Linked DNA regions of Homo sapiens: regions 2, 3 and 4 are each linked to region 1. A link is a contact called in ENCODE Hi-C or POLR2A ChIA-PET data. All regions are on one chromosome and are shown on one strand. Each heading gives the region's core, a stretch centred on a gene start or an enhancer-like site at or near the end of the contact. The rest is flanking DNA. Distances are from core to core; before and after follow the strand shown.

Evidence for each region. A loop is a pair of places that touch in the nucleus more often than their neighbours do. ChIA-PET counts read pairs that join two places held with the same protein, here RNA polymerase II (POLR2A). Pooled maps may share reads with other maps.
Region 2: a loop to region 1 is called in a pooled map, with 5 times the contacts of the local background. The contact joins the promoter of TMEM219 here to the promoter of SH2B1 in region 1. A Hi-C loop is called at or near these places in 4 of 50 pooled maps. POLR2A ChIA-PET finds 5 or more read pairs at or near these places in 2 of 52 experiments (PC-9 and activated CD8-positive, alpha-beta memory T cell).
Region 3: a loop to region 1 is called in a pooled map, with 9 times the contacts of the local background. The contact joins the promoter of PRR14 here to the promoter of SH2B1 in region 1. A Hi-C loop is called at or near these places in 1 of 37 single-sample maps with no recorded cell type and 7 of 50 pooled maps. POLR2A ChIA-PET finds 5 or more read pairs at or near these places in 1 of 52 experiments (naive thymus-derived CD8-positive, alpha-beta T cell).
Region 4: a loop to region 1 is called in a pooled map, with 8 times the contacts of the local background. The contact joins the promoter of PHKG2 here to the promoter of SH2B1 in region 1. A Hi-C loop is called at or near these places in 1 of 168 maps with a recorded cell type or tissue (OCI-LY7) and 1 of 50 pooled maps. POLR2A ChIA-PET finds 5 or more read pairs at or near these places in 3 of 52 experiments (CD8-positive, alpha-beta memory T cell, HCT116 and HepG2).

Annotation. Positions count from the first base shown.
Region 1 is chr16:28,862,310-28,865,269 of GRCh38, forward strand. It overlaps SH2B1 (SH2B adaptor protein 1), which reads left to right and starts at 1,534. Exons shown (of 8, transcript NM_001387430.1): 1 at 1,534-2,960. RefSeq lists enhancers at 609-678, 959-1,253, 971-1,476, 1,119-1,478 and a silencer at 1,589-1,748.
Region 2 is chr16:29,960,254-29,963,415 of GRCh38, forward strand. TMEM219 (transmembrane protein 219) reads left to right here and starts at 1,826. Exons shown (of 6, transcript NM_001083613.2): 1 at 1,826-1,879; 2 at 2,854-3,055; 3 at 3,147-3,162. The coding sequence starts at 2,891. RefSeq lists an enhancer at 1,199-1,308 and a silencer at 1,659-2,108.
Region 3 is chr16:30,649,207-30,652,336 of GRCh38, forward strand. PRR14 (proline rich 14) reads left to right here and starts at 1,754. Exons shown (of 12, transcript NM_024031.5): 1 at 1,754-1,921; 2 at 2,390-2,462; 3 at 2,590-2,758. The coding sequence starts at 2,440. RefSeq lists enhancers at 476-993, 994-1,509, 1,213-1,622 and silencers at 1,643-1,842, 2,113-2,402.
Region 4 is chr16:30,746,956-30,750,098 of GRCh38, forward strand. PHKG2 (phosphorylase kinase catalytic subunit gamma 2) reads left to right here and starts at 1,470. Exons shown (of 10, transcript NM_000294.3): 1 at 1,470-1,535; 2 at 1,848-1,960. The coding sequence starts at 1,866. RefSeq lists silencers at 1,217-1,516, 1,557-1,696.

The DNA.
Region 1 (2,960 bases), core at 284-2,783:
TTTGAGATGGAGTCTCGCTCTTTTGCCCAGGCTGGATTGCAGTGGCGCAGTCTTGGCTCACTGCAACTTCCGACTCTGGGGTTCAAGTGATTCTTCTGCCTCAGCCTCCTCTCAAGTAGCTGGGAGTACAGGCGCCTGCCACCAAGCCCGGCTAAAATTTTTGTATTTTTATTGCAGATGGGGTTTCACCATGTTGGTCAGGCTGGTCTCAAACTCCTGACCTCAAGTGATCCGCCCGCCTCGGCCTCCCAAAGTGCTGGGATTACAGGCGTGAGCCACTGCGTCCGGCCTTGACCTCAATTCTTTTTTTTTTTTTTTTTTTTTGATAGGGAGTCTAGCTCTGTTGCCCGCGCTGGAGTGCCGTGGCGCCATCTCGGCTCACCGCAACCTCTGCCTCCCGGGTTCAAGCTGTTCTCCTGCCTCGGTCTCCCAAGGGGCTGGGATTACAGGCGCCTGCCACCACGCCCGGCTAAATTTTTTGTATTTTTAGTACAGACGGGGTTTCACCATGTTGGTCAGGCTGGTCTCAAACTCCTGACCTCAAGCCATCCGCCCGCCTCGGCCTCCCAAAGGGCTGGGATTACAGGCGTGAGCCAGCGCTCCCGGCCCTGACCTCATTTTTTTTTTTTCTATTTTTAAAATAGGGATTCTAGTTCTGTTGCCTGGGCTGGAGTGCCGTGGCGCCATCTCGGCTCACCGCAATCTCTGCCTTCCGGATTCAAGCTATTCTCTTGCCTCTGCCTCCGGAGGGACTGGGACTACAGGCGCGCGCCACCATGCCCGGCTAATTTTTGTATTTTTAGTAGAGACGGGGTTTCACCATGTTGGCCAGGCTGGTCTCGAACTCCTGACCTCAGGTGATCCACCTGCCTCGGCCTTCCGAAGTGCTGGGATTACAGGCATGAGCCACTGCGCCCGGCCCTGACCTCATTATTTCTACCCACCCCCTCCCCCACCACTACCACCATCTTCATCTCCAGCCTCAGAGATGCAAACTCCTGGACCGCCTGCCCCTTTCCTCAGATAAACCAAGGTCGTAAGTTCAGGCTCCGCCTCCCCGCAGGGCCTCCCCAAGGTCACCCGCTTCTTTCCTCGCTCAGCTCCTTGGTGGCGTTGTCCGCGTGCCCCTCCACAGCGGGGCCGGCGCTCTAGGCTGCAGCGGGCCGTTCACACAGCCTCATCATCTCGCTGGTTTCCGGTGCTCGGCGGCTACTCTAGCCCTCAGCCGGGCCCTGGGACTCTATCCCCTAAGGCCGGTTCTCTATGGTCGACATCGCCCCTTTGTCCCGAATTTCCTCCGGGAGGACGCTCTGGTGGGATCCAAGCACTTCCCCCGCTGCGTCTGTGGTCGCTTTTAGGTGCAACTGGAGAAGGCACTGAAGCCCTACGAGATTCACACCGTCTTCGGTCTCCTGGGGTCGGCGCCGAGTGGGAGGATGGCGGAAGTAAGTATGAAGGTGCCCTTCCCTCCCGCCGCTGTTCTCTATGGTCTCTTCCTTCAGCGACGGGAAAGGGGGTCCTGACGCCTGCGCGGAACCGGGCTGGGCGCTCGTCGCGTAGTGGGTGGGGGCGCAGGGAGCGGGAGCCGCCGCCGCCGCCGCCGCCGCCGGAGCTAACCTCGGGGACCGAGATGCAGGTGGGACCGGAACCGGAACCCCCCTCTTCAAGTACCTTTTCCCTCTCCGCGACCCGGCCCTGGCGCCCGAGAGGATTCCTGGGTGGGGGTGGGCGTGGAGGGCCGGGGGCTGGAGAGGCACTCGGCCCCGGAGAGTGCAGCAGACAGGGCTGGTCCCGAGGTGGATGCGGCCCCGGAAAATGGGCGGCTGGGGGGTGTCCAGGGAGTAGGGTCGGATCGGAGTATATGGACCACCGGGCCCGGAGGGTCCGAGCCGAGAGCGGAGCCTGCACCCTCCACCTCCCGCCCTTCGGGAAATATCAGAACTGAGCCAGGAGGCAGGTGCACCGGGAAAATGTGTCTGAGTCCTGCTTGGCAGAAGAGAAACTGAGTCACCAGCTTAGGAGTCGCAGGGTCAGCGGGCCTGAAGGGGGCTGGGTCTGTCTGCGGTGCGGAGGATTGGGTGGGCCTGTGTGAGCCGAGGTGGCCGCTGGCTGGAGATTGGTTTGCACTTCTTGGCTGGGTTCCCCCGTGCTCCATGACTCCTGCATCTCCTGATTGTTTCTCGTTGGTTTGGAGTTGTCCCTGCGGTTGGAGCCATCTGAGCTTGTAGGGTCGAGGCCCAGGAGGAAGGGGAGGGTTCACCGACTTACAGCCTGGCTGTAGGTTTGAACAGGAGTCTGAGGTCGCTGAGGGTTTGGGGAGGCTTTCCTGAGCTGCTCTGGCCCCAGTCCTGGGGCTGTCACCTTCCAGTATTGCGTGGCGGGAGGAGCGCTAACAAGAGCCAAGGGTTGTAAATTCCACACCCAGCTCTGCCACTTTCTAGTTGTAAGACCTTGAGAGGGCTCCTCCTTTCTCTAATTTCTATTTTAGAAAATTGGAACAATAATATTCTTCTCCCACATGAAGATAGTAACAATGGCAGTCGTTCAGCGGATGCTTACTTTGCGTTCAGCGCTGACATACCCCATTCCATGTAATTCTCTCAACATTTCGAGGGGAGGGATCATTAGCTTTGTTTAACAGATAGAAAAACGGAGGCTCAGAGAGGACGTGGAATTTGTTCAAGATAACATCGCTCATAAGGTGGCTGGACTGGGTGCTCATAAGGTGGTTTGAGCCCTGGTCTGACTCAAGTCCATGGCCTTAACCAGAAGGCTAACCTGCCTTTAGGGCATACTCCCCAGTGGGAGAAGAGGAAGGTGAAAAATCCTAGGGCCCCAGCTCTCCCTGTGATGTTTTGTTTACGTGAGGCCAGCAAAGACTTGACCTGAGCCAACCCAGTTTCTCCTCTGGGGCCCCTGCGGCCTCTGGCCCCAGACTGAAGGGATACCAAAGAAGTGGG
Region 2 (3,162 bases), core at 576-3,075, 1.1 Mb after region 1:
GGTTCAAGCGATTCTCCAGCCTTAGCCTCCGGAGTAGCTGGGATTATAGGCGCCCGGCACCATGCCTGGCTAATTTTGTACTTTTAGTAGAGATGGGGTTTCACCATGTTGGCCAGGCTGGTCTCAAACTCCTGACCTCAGGTGATCCACCCGCCTCGGCCTCCCAAAGTGCTAGGATTACAGGCTTGAGCCACCGTGCCCAGCCTGTTGTGTCCTTCGATGCACAGAAAAGACTCTTTTCTCTACTGAACGCCCACAGCACCCTTGTCAAAAATCATTTGACTAGTCAGGGCACAGTGGCTCACGCCTGTAATCCCAGCACTTTGGGAGGCCGAGGCGAGAGGACTGCTTGAGGTCAGGAGTTCGAGACATGCCTGGGCAACATGGCAAATGGCAAAACCCCGTCTCTACACACAATGCAAAAGTTAGCTGGGCATGGTGGGTGGCGTGTGACTACCGGCTGTCTCAACTACCCAGGAGGCTAAGGCGGGAGGATCTCTTGAGCCCAAGACGTCCAGACTGCAGCGAGCTTTGATTGTGCCACTGAACTCCAGCCTGGGCGATGACAGAGCAAGGCTCTGTCAAAAAAAAAAAAAAAAAAAAAAAAAAATCGGCCGGGTGTGGTGGTTCACGCTTGTAATCCCAGCACTTTGGGGGGCCGATGCGGGCAGACCACGAAGTCAAGAGATCAAGACCATCCCGGCCAACATGGTGAAACCTCGTCTCTACTAAAAATACAAAAATTAGCTGGGCGTGGTGGCGTGCGCCTGTAGTCCCAGCTACTCGGAAGGCTGAGGCAGAAGAATAGCTTGAATCCGGGAGGCGGAGGTTGCAGTGAGTCGAGATCGCGCCACTACACTCCAGCCTGGCGACAGACTGAGACCCCGTCTCAAAAAAAAAAAAAATCATTTGTATATGCGAAGGTTTTGTGCCACAAACTTTTGTGGCTGTTGATACAAACGACATGGCCTCTGCCTTAAGGAAGCCACAGTCGAATTAAATAGATTCCGTTTCAAGTAGCATCTGTCCTGTGTGCTTAGTGGGCACTGGGCCCATGTTTTCCCACATTTTACCCTTTAAGCTTCTGATCCAACCGGTGAGATAGATAGGATGATCCTCTTTAGTAGAGGGGTAAGCTTAGTCCCCTGAGAGCGCGGCTATGGCTTATGCGAGGGTACGGACAGTCAGGATTTGAACCCAAAGTTCCTGGCTCCATGTGTCATGCTACCTCCAGTCAGATGTTCTCACCTCCAAAACTTGGGCAGAAGTGAACTGAGATGCTCTCTACTGAGCAACTCTTCAGCTCCAGCATCCTATACATTAAGGAGTCACTAAAAGTCAGGGTCCACGAGAAAGGTGCAGATCGGGGTGCACAGAAGAGCGGAGTCCAAAACACCACTCCCAGCCCCAGTGGACAGAGTCCTCAAGTGGCAGCCCTGCAACTCTGAGCGGATGCCGAGTCCTCACCGGGAACCCGGGCGCGGCTGGTCTGTGCTATTGGCGCGGGTAGGGGACGCACAGCCCAAAAATGCCCGCGACAAGCTTCTGGGGCAGTTCTCGCCAGTCTCTCTGGAGGGAGCCTACGGGTTCTGCGACGTTTCTCGCACTTGCTCCCTGGCCTCGCTCCCGTTTCCACCCCTCCCACGGAGGTTTTCCTTTCTGGTGGCTCCTTCCTTGGGTGTCCCTTTGGTACGCCCCCACCCTGGCGGTGAGCTGCGAGGCTGGCGCCCGCGTGGCCACTGCGCATGCGGACCCGGCCGCGGGGCGGGGCCGCGCGAGGAGGAGGGTCGGGGACGGAAGCGCAGAGCACGGACCCCGCCCCCTCGCGGCCCCGCTCGTGACGTCGCGGGGGGCGCCGGCCTCCGCCCGGCCCCGAGGGGTAAGAGCGAGCGGCTGGCGGATCCGACGCGCGAGACCGGGAGGGGACGAGGGCGTTGCAATCGTTCGGGGCGGGGGCTTTCCGGGGAGGGGGTGCTCAGGTGCACCAGCGGCGGCGGACCCTCAGACTCTGCCCTCCCCTCCCTTTAACCCCCTTCCAGCCGGACGGGAGGCGGGGCAGGGCTGAGCATTTGTGACACCTACATTTCCGTGGCTCCCTTCTTTTCCCCCGACCCCTGTTTATCTCTTCGCCTTCCAGAAGTTCTTTTCCATCAGGCCGTCGCACCTTGCGTGGGAAGGAGCACCCCACTTGGAAGCAGGAGGCGGGGTTCAGATCTTGGCCCTACCCCTCCTGTGTTAAAGTCCGCGAGCCTCAGTTTCCCTCACAGTATTTTTTGCCTCGCCTTACCCGGTTTTGAGGATCTGTACGAGAAAGAGAAAGGAAGTGGACATTTGTTGAATTCCTGCATGGCCAAATACCACGCAGACTGCTTCATCCGCCACGTTTAATCCTTATTACTTGGTGTTCTCAGAACTCCCATTTCATGGATTCTTAAGCTCACAGAGTCAGTGAATAACAGAAAGGGATTCAGATCTAGCCGTTTAGCTGCACAGTGGAGTTCTTCTCCAGAGTCTTCCCTTGTCTGGGCTCTGGCTGGAACTATTCCTCAGCCAAATCCTCGCCCCAGAACAGTGCTTCCTGTTTCTCCAGCTGAGAAGTCTCCCTTTCAGTTTCCTTCTTCCAGCACGGAGTACACTGCTCTGCCTCCACTTAGATTACTTCAGAAATGAAATGCAGCAAATATTTATCCAGCAGTGCAGGGAGTTGAACTTTTGGAGTCGGGAACCTTGGATTCTTGTTCTGGCTCTGCCACTTACTGTGTGGCCTTGGGAAGTCCTTTGTCTTCTCTGAGCTTTCTTTTCTCTTTGCGTAAAAGCGGTGCTCTTGTCCCATTCTCCCTCCCTGTCTTCCAGCAGGCTCTCCCCGGAGGCTCAGCCCCCTCTGCTCCCCATGGGCAACTGCCAGGCAGGGCACAACCTGCACCTGTGTCTGGCCCACCACCCACCTCTGGTCTGTGCCACTTTGATCCTGCTGCTCCTTGGCCTCTCTGGCCTGGGCCTTGGCAGCTTCCTCCTCACCCACAGGACTGGCCTGCGCAGCCCTGACATCCCCCAGGTAAGTTCCCCACCCCCGTACCCGCTCTTCCTTCCAACCTAGACAGGCTTTTGCTGCTAATCTCATCTCACCCGTCTTCTTTTGCTCACAGGACTGGGTCTCTTTTT
Region 3 (3,130 bases), core at 504-3,003, 1.8 Mb after region 1:
CAGGCTAGAGTGCAGTGGCGCGATCATAGCCCACTGCAGCTGCGACCTCCCAGGCTCAAGAGAGCCTCCCACCTCAGCCTCCTGAGTAGCTGGGACTACAGGCGTGCGCCACCATGCTCGGCTCATTTTTTTGTATTTTTTTTTTTAGAGATGGGGTCTTGCCATGTTGGCCGGGCTGGTCTTGAACTCCTGGCCTCAAGTGATCCGCTATCTTCTGCCTCCCAAAGTGCTGGGATAACAGGTGTGAGCCACCACACCCGGCCCTGTTTTATCACTTTCATCACTCAATCCCCTGAGAATTATGACACCTAAACCAGGAAGCACCTCTGCACCTTATCTCGGACCCAGGATTCTAGGCTTCAGGGTCTCTCGTTCTGTTAAGAAAACAAAATAAGGACTCGTGCTGGGCGCTCACGCCTGTAATCCCAGCACTTTGGGACGCTGAGGCGGGAGGACTACTTGAGCCCAGGTGTTCAAGATCAGCCTGGGCAACATAGCGAGATCCTGCCTCAAATTAAAAAAAAAAAATTAAAAAAGAAAAGAAGTACTGGTTTGGACCAGGGAATCTGGGGAAGGAGAACTAGTGCAGACATGGGCTTTGGTTAAGCGGTCAGGGCACCTTCATAGCGCTGCAAGAAGCCACTACATGCCCACTTCCTCCCCACCAACAGCCCAGCTTCCAGTAAAGGGTCCATGACGCAGCTCCTCCAAGCAGCAGCGTCCCACCCTGATCCCTTACTCCTCAGGACTATTTACACCTCCCCCATCCTGCGGGCCCCACTTGAGACAGTGGTTCCTGAGAGCCGGGCCCCACTAGCAAGCCAAGGTATATTCTTGGCCTCCTGCAAAGATGCCCCTGTCCTATAGACCTCTGCGCGGACCGTGGGCACCCCCACTTCTCCAGGAAGAAGTAGGTGGGCAACACTCAGGGGAAGTCAAGCTTAGCGCCCCCAGTCTCCTCCCCACTTCGGCTCGGTCCCATCTCTCCAGGACAAGGCGCCAGCAACGGAGCCACAGGCCGCACCAGCCCGTCTTTGATCCCGGGTGTTCGGACTCAGGGCCTCCACCACCCCCTCCTAAACTCGGACCCTGGGCCGTGGGAACCCAGTTTAGGAACCCAGGAAGATGCCGGAACCTTCCTCAAACGAGGCCACTCTAGGAAATTGGGAATTTCACATATCGTTAGCACTCAGTCGACGTTTATTGGCCTAAGAACGAAAGAACCGGAAGATGCCCTTAAAAAGCGTGGCGGCACTCTAGCTTCAATCGGTTGCCTCAACATATCAAGAAACCTGGCATTGTATATGGCCCTCAAAAGATGACGCCACCCGGTCCACCACGGTTCAACGAGGACTAAGACATCTGCCCTCAACCATCATGGCGGCGCCACTCAGTTTGGCTTCCTGCCCCTAGGGATGATGGCCGCCAGGTGGCTTCACTTAGTTTCTCACCACCCCGGAAGACGGGGACCGGCGATTGGGCGGTGTCCAGAGGCTCCGAGAAGAAGGCCATCGGCGGTTGGGCAGCGTTGGGTAAGCTTGGTTTTTAAAGGAGCCGGAGGTGGGAGCTGCGGAAGACCCGGGATCCACGGGAGGCGGCGGTGAGCAGCCCTTGGGGGAGGGCAAGGAGTGGCTGGAGAGAGGGCGGGAGTGGGGGCGGGGAAGGAAACTTCTGAACCATCTGGTCCCGGGCCGGGGGAGACCGCTGGGCGGGGACGCGAGGAGGGAAGGGGCGTCTGTGGGCGGGACCTCCCGGGATTGGAGTGAAGAGGGTATCTGCTTGACAGTGGATCCCTGGGGATCTACGCTGAGTTCGGAGATGCTCCAGCTCGGGCCGCCCCTGTCTGAGCGGAGCTTTGCGGCGCTGAAGCTTACAGGGGAAGGAAAAGCCTCGCCCGGCGTCTGATTGGCGGAACCGCGCTGTAGGATTCTTTCCTCAGGGATCCAGTCTAGGGGATCTGGTGGGATGGAGGGTCGTCGATGTATGGAGTATTGCTTTGGAGTCCTCGGCCACTCGCTGGGAGAGGAGGAGGATCGCAGAGGGATCCAGCGGAAATAGCCTCCCAGGACCGGGATCCCCGTGGATCCCGGGGGATCTCGGGGCATAATCTGCAGGGACAAAGGCCTCGGGAGGCTCGGGCCGCGGGAGAACTGGGGCCGCTGCATTCTGGGTTCTGGCGGCAGGTGCCAGGCAGGGCGCGAGTGATCCGCTGATCGAGGCGGTGGCAGCGGGAGGACACCCGCTCCGGGCGACCGGCCGGGGGCGCCCTTTCGCGCCCCAGGGCTGCGGCCGCTGGGCTACGGGGAGCCGCGGGCGGACCATGAAGGGCGGAGCCCCAGGGAAGGGGCCGGCCCTCACCCCCCGCTCCCCCGCTCCCCCCTTACCCCAGGCCGCAGCCTGGGATTCCCCAGGGACCCCCCCGGAGCCGCCGCGTCTCCCATGGACTTGCCCGGGGACTCCAGGTGAGAGCGTACCCGGGCGGCCCGCCTGTCTTGACCCCGGGAGATGGGGATCCTGGCGACCGTGCCGGGAAACTACAGAGCCAGCGACAGGTTCGGGCGACCGTCCTCTGCTTCTTTCACCCTCCAGCCCGCCTGGCCAGCCGCGTCTGTGCCGCCAGCCTCTGACTCGAGCATTATGGGGAGCCAGGAGCCCGAAACGGCCGAGGCTGCAGCTCCCGGGGGCCCCTTCTCCCCTGGAAAAGGCCTCTCGGCGGGTCCTGGCCGTGGTGCTAGAAGATGTCATGGCTGTTCACATGGTGAGCCCCCTGAACCAAGAGACTCTCTATTCCCCCATGACTTTCCTCACTACCAAACTCGGGCCAGATCCCTACTGAGGATAACTGAAGTCCAAATCCATCATTGTTGTACTCAGCCCTCAGGCAGCCTCCCTCATGGTAGAGTCCTGCTTGGCTCCCACTTACTCCAACCTAGAATTGGGCAGTGCCCATTCCACCCACCAACGATTTTGGGCTGGAACCACATCCCTGTAACTCTGAGAAACTCTTCTGCTTCTTTTTTTCTATCTTTTTTTTTTTTTTAGAGACAGGGTCTTGCTATGTTGCACAAGCTGGTCTCAAACTGGCATCAAGCGATCTTCCCATCTCTGCCTCCCAAAGTATTGGGATTAC
Region 4 (3,143 bases), core at 220-2,719, 1.9 Mb after region 1:
TAGTTCCTTTTATTGGGTACTGTTATTGAGAAATCAGCATCTAGACACTAGGCGTTCTACTGGGAAGTTACTGCTTAGGGCATTCTGAAAGCAGAGGTAAGAGCCAGTAAATAGTTAATGTTATCTACTTTACATCTTTTAAAAATCTTTTTAAAAATTCCAGTCAATCATAGGGTTCTTTCTCCACTTTCCCCATTCCAGATTCCAGATTCCAGATTCCCACAGTTAAGAACCTTGGCTTCCAGTCACATCAATATATTGATTACTCAGCTTCAGAATTATTATCCTGTTATATTACCAAACAACAAATCTAAGTAAAGTTCAAGATTTTTTGCAATTTTGCCTTTAGATTGATGGTATAGAGTCATAGTACTCTATAAAAAGTTACCTGAATTCATTTTTCTTCCCTCATAATTGTAATCCCAAAGTGTCATTTCTAAGATAGCTGTAGGGAGATAAGTTAATTCTTTTCCTCTTTGGCTGGAACATAACCTCCACAGGGTAGGGGTGTGTGTGTTGTTTCATTGCTCTCAGTCTAGTTCCTAGGTCTTAGACGGTCATAAAAATTTGTTAGTGAATGCCAGGTTTGAGCTATGCACTGAGTCACTCCTGGCAGAATCTAACAACCTGGTGGGTTTAGAACAGAGTGTGATACAAGGCTTTTGGGAGAGGGTGGAAGATTGAGAAAGTGTGTAAATCCCAGATAGTAAACGCTAGGGCTTTGGATGTATTTAGGAGGAGTTGAAGCGGACACAGAAAAGGCTTCCTCTGGCATTTTAAGTCCGAACTAAGAGGCCAAGCTGGAGTCCAAGCTGCGTGTGTCCAAATGTTTTAAGGGCTGGAGTGTACTCAGGACAGGCGCTTTGGGCCAGGCTGCTAATATTGAAAAGAGCTTGCTGGGCGTTGTGGCTCAAGCCTGTAATCCCAGCATTTTGGGAGGCTGAGGCGGGAGGATCGCTTGAGCCCCGAAGTTCAAGGCTGCAGTGAGCTATGATCGCGCCACTACACTGCAGCCTCAGCGTGGGCTACAGAGCGAGACCCTGTCTGAAAAAAGAGAAAATGCTGAATTCAGTTAGGGATGCTTGGAGGAGACCGAGGGAACCCTGCTCAAGTCTGGGAACTAGAGGCGCGGGAAGGTCCTGCTTCCCCGCCACCCAGAGATCACGTTTCCCAGTAAACCCAACTTCCGGGTCCCATTCCAGGCCTCCAAGCCCACGTGACAACAAGCTCCGCCCTCTGCTGTCCCGCAGATGCCACTCGGTGATTGGCCGCGTCTGAAGCCGCGCCCCGGCGTCGCGTTGCAGCCTTAGGTCCAGCCGAGCGCCGACTCACGCCCCAGCCCCAATTGGGCGGCCGGTTTCCAATTGGAAGGGCTTCTGAGCCTCAGTCTTCGGGCGGCGCTGACCATTGGCGGGCAGGATGGAGGCGGAGCCTTGGGTTGTCGCCCGCCGCCGGGGGTTAAGGTGAGCGACTGCAGGCAAACCCGGCGACAGCGCAGCTCGCGTCGACCCTGGCTCCTCTGCCTGCCCCCTCAGGTGAGCCTGCGCTAGACCCCCGTCCCCTTCCTGCGCCCGCCCGAATGCGCCTGCGCGGCAACAGCCGCCTGCCCTTGCGCCCCTTCCCCCTGCCTCCTGGGCACATCTCCCCACTCCCCTCCCTGCCCTGCCATCCTCCCGCCCCCAGGCTCTTCTGCGGGGTCTCCCCAGTCCGGGTCCTTCCCCCACCCCCCCCCACCCCCCAGGACCCTGGCGCCCCAGCTGCAAGGGCTGCGCCCCCGGGAGCCGCCATGCGGGTCGTCTCAGAGCCTGTGGGCCTCCCTGCCCTCACTGCCCTCCTCCTCCGCGCAGGCCCCCGCCTCCTTCAGGATGACGCTGGACGTGGGGCCGGAGGATGAGCTGCCCGACTGGGCCGCCGCCAAAGAGTTTTACCAGAAGTACGACCCTAAGGACGTCATCGGCAGGTAAGGCCGCGGCCAGGGAAACGGAGGTCCAAAGAGGTCGAGCCCCAGCATTCCCGCTTCCGTTTGAAGGCTGGAGAGTTCGCGGGTGGTGGTGGTGGTGGTGGTGGTGGTGGTGGTGGTGGTGGTGGTGGTGGTGGTGGTGGTGGTGGTGGTGGTGGTGGTGGTGGTGGTGGTGCTGCTGCTGCTGCTGCTGCTGGTGGTGCTGGTGCTGGTGGTGGTGGTGCTGGTGCTGGTGGTGGTGCTGGTGGTGGTGGTGCTGGTGGTGGTGCTGGTGGTGGTGCTGGTGGTGGTGTGTGTGTGTGTGTGTGTCTTTCGGTGGTGGTGGTGCTGGTGCTGGTGGTGCTGGTGGTGGTGGTGTGTGTGTCTGTGTGTGTGTGTGTGTCTTTCAAGTTCAGGTTTTCTCAGGAGAAGACTGGATAGTTGGTTTTGTTTGTTTGTTTGTTTGTTTTTGAGACGGAGTCTCGCTCTGTCGCCCAGGCCGGAATGCAGTGGCGCGATCTCGGCTCACTACAACCTCTGCCTCCTGGGTTCAAGTGATTCTCCTGCCTCAGCCTCCCGAGTAGCTGGGATTACAGGCGCGCGCCACCACGCCGGCTAATTTATATTTTTAGTAGAGGCGGGCGTTTCACCATATTGGCCACGCTGGTCTTGAACTCCTGATCTCGTGATCTGCCCGCCTCAGCCTCCCAAAGTGCTGGGATTACAGGCGTGAGCCACCGCGCCTGGTTGACTGAATAGTTCTAAATGGGAAGAATCAGTGATCAGTGGAGAACACCTAGTGACTAGACTCTTACCTTGGGTCAACCCCATTTTTTCACGGATTCATTCATTTATGCCTTCAACACAAAGCTCAACACGGGGAGGGCAGAAAAGATGCGTATGCCCTGGAGGTACTCCACCCGAAGTGACTGAAATTGGCACGTGAACGTTAAAAAGGCATCAGGCTAGATAGGTAGAGGTCTGTATCAAGTGCTATGGGATTCCAGAAAAGCACACCTTCTCAGGAGGAGTCACCTTTGGGCTGGGTCTTGAGGTATGAGTAGGAGTTCAGGGGGGGGTCTTTAAAATCGCAAAAATGTATGCGTGTGGTAGATGTCTCCAGCTTTCATCAGATTCTCAAAGAGGCTCATTAAAGCTGGGTCATAATTAAAACATGGCCTCAAACTCAGATGCCCTTAGTGGT